2 separate regions of the Mus musculus genome follow, and region 1 is linked to region 2. A link is a loop called in an ENCODE intact Hi-C map of the cell type or tissue named here. Cell type or tissue: left cerebral cortex. All regions are shown on one strand.

The links. Hi-C counts contacts between places; a loop is a spot of excess contacts. Peaks named below come from ENCODE experiments on the same cell type or tissue, not always from the same donor. Only the 100,000 strongest peaks of a DNase experiment are listed, where the experiment ranks them.
Region 1: a loop joins it to region 2, with 5 times the contacts of the local background. A loop is called at or near these places in 1 of 42 quality-filtered maps.

The regions. Positions count from the first base shown.
Region 1 is chr6:72,215,330-72,219,329 of GRCm38, reverse strand. All of the region lies in intron 2 of Atoh8 (atonal bHLH transcription factor 8), which reads left to right. Among named protein-coding and RNA genes, the nearest start is that of Gm52906, 14 kb to the left of the region's middle. RefSeq lists an enhancer at 502-4,000. In left cerebral cortex, a CTCF peak has its summit at 2,242; DNase peaks (open chromatin) are centred at 1,758, 2,529 and 3,575; H3K4me3 peaks cover 423 bases; H3K27ac peaks cover 760 bases.
Region 2 is chr6:71,980,577-71,984,576 of GRCm38, reverse strand. No RefSeq gene overlaps it. Among named protein-coding and RNA genes, the nearest start is that of Gm26628, 19 kb to the right of the region's middle. In left cerebral cortex, a CTCF peak has its summit at 2,254; DNase peaks (open chromatin) are centred at 1,504, 2,480, 2,958 and 3,876; H3K27ac peaks cover 2,958 bases.

The DNA.
Region 1 (4,000 bases), 230 kb before region 2:
GCCTGTAGGGCTAAGGAAATGGAGAGGTGTCTCTTGAGTGTGGGTGCCCTGGCGTCTGTGACCTCTTAAGCAGGCAAAGCTTTAATCCTTCTGCTGTTTACTGCCATCTGGGAGAAGAGGGAAGCTCTTTAAAGAGATAGCAGGTGGGGCACCAGACTCTGTCCTCTGAAAGACCGTCGTCTCAGTAATAGAGCCGTGTAATATCAATTCTGGGAACAGACCAAGGGCAGATGATTTGGGGGGGGGGGTTGTCAGTGGGGAAGAGAGAAGAGTTAGTGTGAGCTTTGCTCGTCCAGGACTGCTTTGTGTCTAGGTGGCTGAGCTCTGGACCATGGGCTTTGTGGGCTGTTCACAGAGCCTGAAGGTGTGTGGCAGGTGTGTGACAAAGTCTCAAGAAGCTCTCCTAGCCTGGGTCCAGCTCTCCCAGCTCCGCGTGGGCCTGAGACCCACTGGGGGCACTGGCCTAGCTTAATCTACCCCAGCCTGCCACATGAGTGGTCACTACTGCTGTGCCTGGCTGTCCCCCTCTGTAAGGCACTGATTACTACCCACATGGAACTCAGGCAGGCCAGCGAGCTCTCAAGTCCAGATCCTCTAGGCTAAGTCATTGAGTTAAATGCCATTTGCTCTCAAAGTCTGTTGAGTCCATCTATGCTGGGGAAAGGGGGTGGGGGAGGTGGGTGGGAAAGTACCACCCAATTCCCTTCCAGTCATAAAAATGGATGCAATTTATTTTTTCTGGCATTCCAATTACATAGATGTTTGTCGCCAGCTGTTCCAACATGGAGCCTCCTCTCAGCTGCTGTTTCTTCTCTCACATTTGACACCGTTAGGCCACAAGTCTGGCAAGGCCTGGCTTGGAGGGATCATTAGCTGGGAAGCCTCCCAGGTGAGCTCTGGCCGGCTTTCCTTGCAGTGGCCTGTGATGTTACTTGGGTGGTCTGAGGTCGGGTAGAGGCTGGGGTGCTGCTACCCCAGCTCTGTGGATCAGAACTCTGCCTTTCACCCTGTAGTGCTGGGTGTGAATAGAGAGAGAGAGACTCAGAGCCTTGAGCGAGAAAAAAAAAGCAACTGCCCTGCATGCTCAGACATGAGACCCATCTCTGTTGCAAGAACTCACTGTGCTTAGGATGTGGATGGTTCAGAAGGGTGGCTGTGTAGAGTTGGGGTGAAACACCCCCCCCCCCCCGAGAGCTCTACACCTCTCATGGGTGTTGCCTTCTCTGGCATGCTTAATTGTGAAGTAAACAAAACAGGATGTTGGGACGGGACAAGGTGTTAAATCCTGGCATTCGTACTTCTTCTTGGTGACCCTGGATTTGTTACTTAACCTCTTTGGTCCCCAGGACTCTCCCCCCATAAAGCAGGAACATCATACCTTCCTTTCTGCCTTGCTGAGGAGATTAAACAAAACCCTGTGTCAGAAGGGGTTGCCCTTTTCTCAGAAAGGGAATCTCTGAATGTACAGCCACAAAATGACAAGTTCATATTTAGTCCTGGGAAGGAACATCTCAAGACAGGGAAGGTACCCAGGGTGGACAGATGGGGATCTTTCAGGTTAGGGATTCTCGAATCTCTAGCACTTGAATCTGAAGCGCTGATCCTGCCCTTTAAAGTGAGGCCAGCAAGCAGCCAGTCCATAAATCCCCGATTTCAAAAGACGTGGATCTATATCAAGAAATCTAGGCAACATTTGGCTCAAAAGAATGCCAATAAACAGACCGCCATCAACAGACACCATCCATATGGTGAGGTATACTGTGCACCAAGCACTGTATCTACCATCTCTACTCCTTGTCAGTAATACTCCTGGAGTCGGAAGCAGTGCCCCCTGGCCCCCATTGCACAGAAGGGAAACTGAGGCCAAGAGAAAGCCATGTGCCTTAGGGCTAGGAACTAGGTTTCCCTTTCTTTGGTTGAAAACCCACAACCTCTTTTCCCCTGAAGATTGCCCAGGAGTGCCCCCCCACCCCCACCCCCCAGCCAGCACGCTATGGCTATGTCCTGTGCTATACCCACTTGGAACCCTTATGTAAATAGGCATCTGCAGCACGTGGAGGTTCCATTTAGCTGCAGGGAGCCAATAGCCCGCTGGTGGTGGCAAGGAGTGGGGTGGGCCTGGATTCGGGGCGGGGGAGGGGGTGTCATCAGCTTCGAGTACCCCCAGGGCTGCGCCGCCAGTGAGGCCTGACACCGGGTTAAGTCGCCTGGCGGCCTCCGGCTGCAGCTGGGAGCGCCGCCTGGTTCCCATTCGGTGCTGTGGTTTTGATTAGCTGCTGGGAGAGGCCTGCCTGCCTGCAAGTCTATGGGAGCTCCGCAGGAACAGCGGGTCCCCCCCCCCAGGCCGCCCGCCCCCCCTCCTGGCAACCCCAGACTCCAGATGTTCCGAGCGCTCGCTGGGAAGGCCTGCTGGCGCCACGGAGGGCAGAGGGCAGGGAAAGCACGCGAGCTGGAAGCCCAAGAACTCAGTCACCGCAGGCCTTGGCAGCTCGCCCAGCCCTCCGCTGGCACATTCCCCAGCTCTCCCCTGGCCATCTGTTCCCAGAAAGCCCTTTCAGAACCTCATCATCACTCAGGATACAACAGCGCGAGCAGCTGGTTTGGAGGCAACAGCGAAAACCGTGCAAAAGGTTCTTTGTGAGAGAGGAAACTCGCTTATGAATAACAGGGCTGGATGCCGTAAAACTTGGCGGCTGCAGTTCGTGTTTCTCAGGCGCCGCTGTTTGCTCTTGACTTTTTATCTCTGGTTTTTATCCACCCCCCCCCCCCCGCCACCCCCTTGTTTGCTTTCAGTGTTGTTTCTTCCTCTTCTGACACCAGGTGTCATTTCTTACTTCTTTGGAGTACCTGAAGGCCACCTAATTAGTTCTTAGGATATTGACAACTTTTTTTTTAAAGCTCAAAGCTGTTAATCCGGGGAATAGTGGACTGTTTTCCTCTGGGCTGGAAGAGACAGGCAAGCAAGAGGGTCAGGGAGTCTAATGGGAGGACAGTAGCTAAGGAGATGGTTCAATGGGTAAAGGGCTTGCTATGAAAAGGTGAGGACCAGCGTTCCCACCCCAGTAGACTCATAAAAAACTGAGTGTGGCAGCATGTGACAATGAAATGACAAGGTTCAGGGAGAAACCCTGTCTCAAAAAGAAAGGAAATATTGTCCAGAGGTAAGTGAGGAAGATACTCTGATGTTTGTCCTTGTGTACGTGTGCGTGTGTCTGGATGTGTGTCTGGATCAGTGTGGCCAGGTCCTGACCTGTAATTGCTGAGGTCATCTTCAAAAGTGTGGCCTGGTAACTTGTCATGGTTGGAGTTCTAACCAAATAGTAGCATTGAGCTGCAAAGTCATCCCACTGTTACCCTGACTGACCCCAGCTTCCAGAAGAAGCAAGCACTGTGTCTGCAGGGGCTGGGGTGAGACCTGCAGAAGACAGAGGAGGGAAGAGACAGAGACACATCCATTGGCTCATCAGAGGGGCGGCACAGAGGAGCTTTTGGGAGAACAGTGGTAGCCGTAAACACCCCAGTGCCTGGGCCCCCACAGCTGACTGAGGCATGACGTGAGGCCTTTTTAAAGAACCGGCTGCCGCCACTGTCGCCAAAGGCTTCTGGGACATGTCTGCTCAGAATCTGGGCACCTTCTGGGAACAGTCACCAGGTGGCCTGTCCTGGGCTGTGGGATCCTGGGGCAGGACTAGCAGCTGGGATGAAAAGAGAGAGAAGCAGGGATTCCTGTCTTCCTGGTACCCCTTGAGACAGGGAATGGGGTCAAGACTGCCCCGGAGTGGATGGCCAGGGTGTGCTTCTGGTATTAGTGCTGTGATGGGTTTGGGGCAGGGGACAGGGGACAGGGTTTTCCTTCCTCAGGTCCCTGCATTTCTCTGTCATTAGCTCCCTTCCTGCTGTCCCTTCAGACCCCAGAGCCAGCAGGCCCCTCACTTAGCAGTATGAAGTGACTGCCAGTGGCTTGCTTTTCCCAAGCCTCCCATTTGGGTCCCGTTTCTTC
Region 2 (4,000 bases):
CTTTCCTATTAGACAGGCTCTTCGACCTAATCATAAAGCCAATATCCTTTCCTTTGACTTTTTCAAATACCATGCAGCCTTTTCAGTAGCATGCCAACATTTAGGCAAGGGCAGTGCATCTTTTTATCTTTCTGTAATAGCAGGAAGCCAGACGCTGAGCCAAGGTGTTCTCCATGTCTGTCATGAATCCTTGTTTCAACATGATCCCTCTTTATCACAACTGTAAACTCCTGTAAAAGGTAAGAGAACATCAGAATTCTGCCTACCAGAACCATCTGTCCTGCCTTCAAGAAGGCACCAAAGCGCATCATCAATTAATCAAAATCCTTCTCCTGCCCATAACAGTGTGTGTGTGTGTGTGGGTGGGTGTCCCTCATTTCCTGTGTGTAAGGCTGAACATGCACAGAGAGTAGCATGGGGCCCTGTCTTAGTCAGGGTTTCTATTCCTGCACAAACATCATGACCAAGAAGCAAGTTGGGGAGGAAAGGGTTTATTCGGCTTACACTTCCATGCTGCTGTTCATCACCAAAGGAAGTCAGAACTGGAACTCAAGCAGGTCAGGGAGCAGGAGCTGATGCAGAGGTCATGGAGGGATGTTACTGGCTTGCCTCTCCTGTCTTGCTCAGCTTGCTCTCTTATAAAACTCAAGACTACCAGCCCAGAGATGGTCCCACCCACAAGGGGCCTTTCCCTCTTGATCACTAATTGAGAAGATGTCTTACAGCTGGATCTCATGGAGGCATTTCCTCAACTGAAGCTCCTTTCTCTGTGGTAACTCTGTGTCAAGTTGACACAAAACTAGCCAGTACAGGCCCTAATGATTCAACTGTAATTTGTAATCTACCAACTCCTAGAATTTCCCTGTATTTTTCTTAATGATTTTTTTCAGACCCTGTATCTCATTACTAAGACCATTTATGATCTAAATGTACACCTGCATGTCAGAAGGTGGCATCAGATTCCAGAATAGATGGTTGTGAGCCACCATATGATTGCTGGGTATTGAATTCAAGATCTCTGGAAGAGCTGACAATGCTCTTGACTGCTGGGCCATTTCTCCAGCCCACAAATAATTCATTAAAATAGACAAACAGAAACACACCAATAAAAACAAAAGGCAGTGAAGCAGGGGTTGGGGGGACGGCTCTGTTGGTAAAGTGTTTGCCATGTACTCTGGAGGACTCTCAGGAATCAGATAAAAAGCCTCAGTGTGGTGGTGTGTTCCTGTAAATCCAGCACTGGGGAGGCTGACACAGGCAAAGCCCTGGTGCTCACTGGCCAGCCAGAAAAGGAATGAGCCACTCTTTAGAAGCATTCTATTTTTAGGGAACCCATTTGATATATGGAGAGGTCAATGGGGGAAGGGATTCATCTCACAAAAGCACGCACAGCCTGAAGTGAAATTTCTGGTTTCTTTCGAGACTCAGTTGTGTCATGTGATTTTTTTTCCCTGGAAACAGTCTTATGAGAGGATGTTTTTTCCTGAAGCAGACACAGGGGAGGATGTTTTACTAAGAACAGACATGTGGTGTTTTTCTGGAAGCAGCCAGAAAAAGGGGCATGTGATGTTTTGCTAGAGTGGATGCTTGAGAGAACATGCGATGTTTGGGAAGGATATAAGTATGACCCAATAGACAGTGGACGATGCTGGATGGTATTAGTATGCCTTACCATTCTTTGCTAGTTGTTTGTCATGTCAGAAACACACCAGTAAACTTCCAGTGGTGTTCTGGTGGCTTCTTGATGCTTCTGTGAATTCGGACAGTTTGGCAGAGCCTCCCGGGTTTCTTCTGATTTGTGAATGGTGTTTTCGAGTGGATCAATGCTGATTCGTATGAACTGAGAGGCTGATATCCTGACACTGCAGATTGGATTTGCTCCAAAGAACTATTTCTAAGCAGGTCCATATCCTCCTTTGCCCTATTAACCTTTCCTTTCCACTACCTCTGGTGGGTGGTGGCCTAGAAGGGAGGTTAAAGTGTTTACAAACCCTTATTAAAAGTAGGTTTTGAGAAATCAAAGCCTACAATATCCACCCCATGGGTGATTGTGTGGTAAGGTTTTCAGTCTTGTACATTTGCATCCAGATGATCCTTTGTTGTTAAGACTATACTTTAATTACAGCAGCATTGGACTTGTACCCTCCAGATGCCAGTAGCATCTCTTTACAGTTGTGACAAAAATATCTTTAGACATTGACAAAAGTTCCAAGTGTGCATGGGAAGGAGTACAATATGCCCCTAGTGGAGGACCACTCAGTGTACAGGTAATATAGGTGAGCACCTATAGTTGTGCTGATATGGCTAAAGTAGACTTTAGGAACACTTACTAATTACCATTTTATACATAAAATACAGAAGGGCCAAGCAACTCCCTCAGTGTTACATTTGTGAGATGAGAGAACTTGATTCTGTCCTCAGCGCCAGCTGTCTTGCCTGCTGTCCTTGAGGATTGGCTGGCTCTACTCACTGTAATGTCAGGGGCTGGGGAGATGGCTCAGCCATTAAAGTCACAGCAAACATATGGACCCAAGTTATCAAGCATTCATGTAAAAGTAACCAATGTTGAACGCTGGGCTCAGGGAGACACTGTCTCAGAATCTAGATGGAAAGTAACTGAGCATTGACCCTCAGCATTGACGTCTGGCCTCCACACACAAGTGTGCATGTACCAACACACAAATAGGTACATCATACCCATCCACCTTGTGAAACAAACAGAGTCCTGAGTAAGGGCCGTTCAGTGTAACCCAGTGAGACCAGTGGTGTCTGAGACCCTCACATATATACCTCAGCCCCAAACTGGCTGAGGCTCCTGTGACAACAGCACAGTGGACAGCTGATCTAGAAAGCAGCACCAGGCAGGGCCAGCAGGTCTTCCTCATATAGATACTCAAACTTGCTAGAAATATAGAGGCACATGTGGCTGGGCCAGGATGAGGCATCTGTATGTTCACGATGAAGCCAGGAAGTGGGAGGTGTGGAGGAGCGCAAACTGCGGTGGGGAAGCAGTGACTGAGTCATGATTTTTTCCCAGCTTCCTCTTCTGGCCTCTGAGCATGCACTCAGCTATTCTCTTTCCTCCCCATGAAACCAGCAGTTTGGTCCTACCTGGATAAGTATATGGTGTGTGTTCACATGCCCTCTGGGTACCATAACCTTTGGCTAGAAATAAGGCAGAATTGCCTGGTGAGATGTTTGGAATGCTGCATTGCTAGCTCCATGAGAATAGGGTCTGTATGGTTCGCACAAGTGGAGATTGGAGTGGGATGGATGCAGGATGGGAGGAAACTGGGAGTGGGCACTTTGTGTGAGATTTGGGTACAGGGAAGTGGCAGCAAATACCACTGATTCATACAGAACACCGCAGAGCCTTCAGTGACACCTCAGACCTGCACTCAGCCTCCCTGGCACTCACAGGACAGAGGCACCTGGAGAACCAGAAGGATGAGTGTCTCTGGACATCTGGGTCTTTTTAATTTGCTGTACTGGGGCTGGGCCCAGGCCCTTGGAAAGAGACTCTCCCAGAGCTGGACCCCCAGCCCTGGGTTCTTTCTTTGTCAAGATGGTCTTGATTTCATTATGGAGACCAGGAGGTTGTTAAACTTGAGGTCCTCCTGCCTCAGCCTCCCAAGTGCTGGAACTACAGGCGCATGTCTCCAAGTCAAAGCATCACTGTTTTGATGGAAACTTCTACTGGCTGGCCAAGCATCCCCTCCCTTTGGTCCTGTTGCTATCCTCCTGGGAGGAACTCTGAAAGGTGCACAGGCAGCTTCCATAATGTGCTGACTCAGGAGCTTCCTGGCACCTATCTTCTGCCAGGCCTCATGTGTGTTAGATCACTGCAGCTTCCTTTGAGCAATCTCTAGAGTCCCTGCAGACATTAGCTATTTAGAGCTCACTGGAGGACTGAGGGCCAGTGACTTACTTCCCACATCACCTCACACTCAAGTGAAGTTAGCTTTAAGTCACAGTACTGCGGGTGAACTAAGCTTGTGGT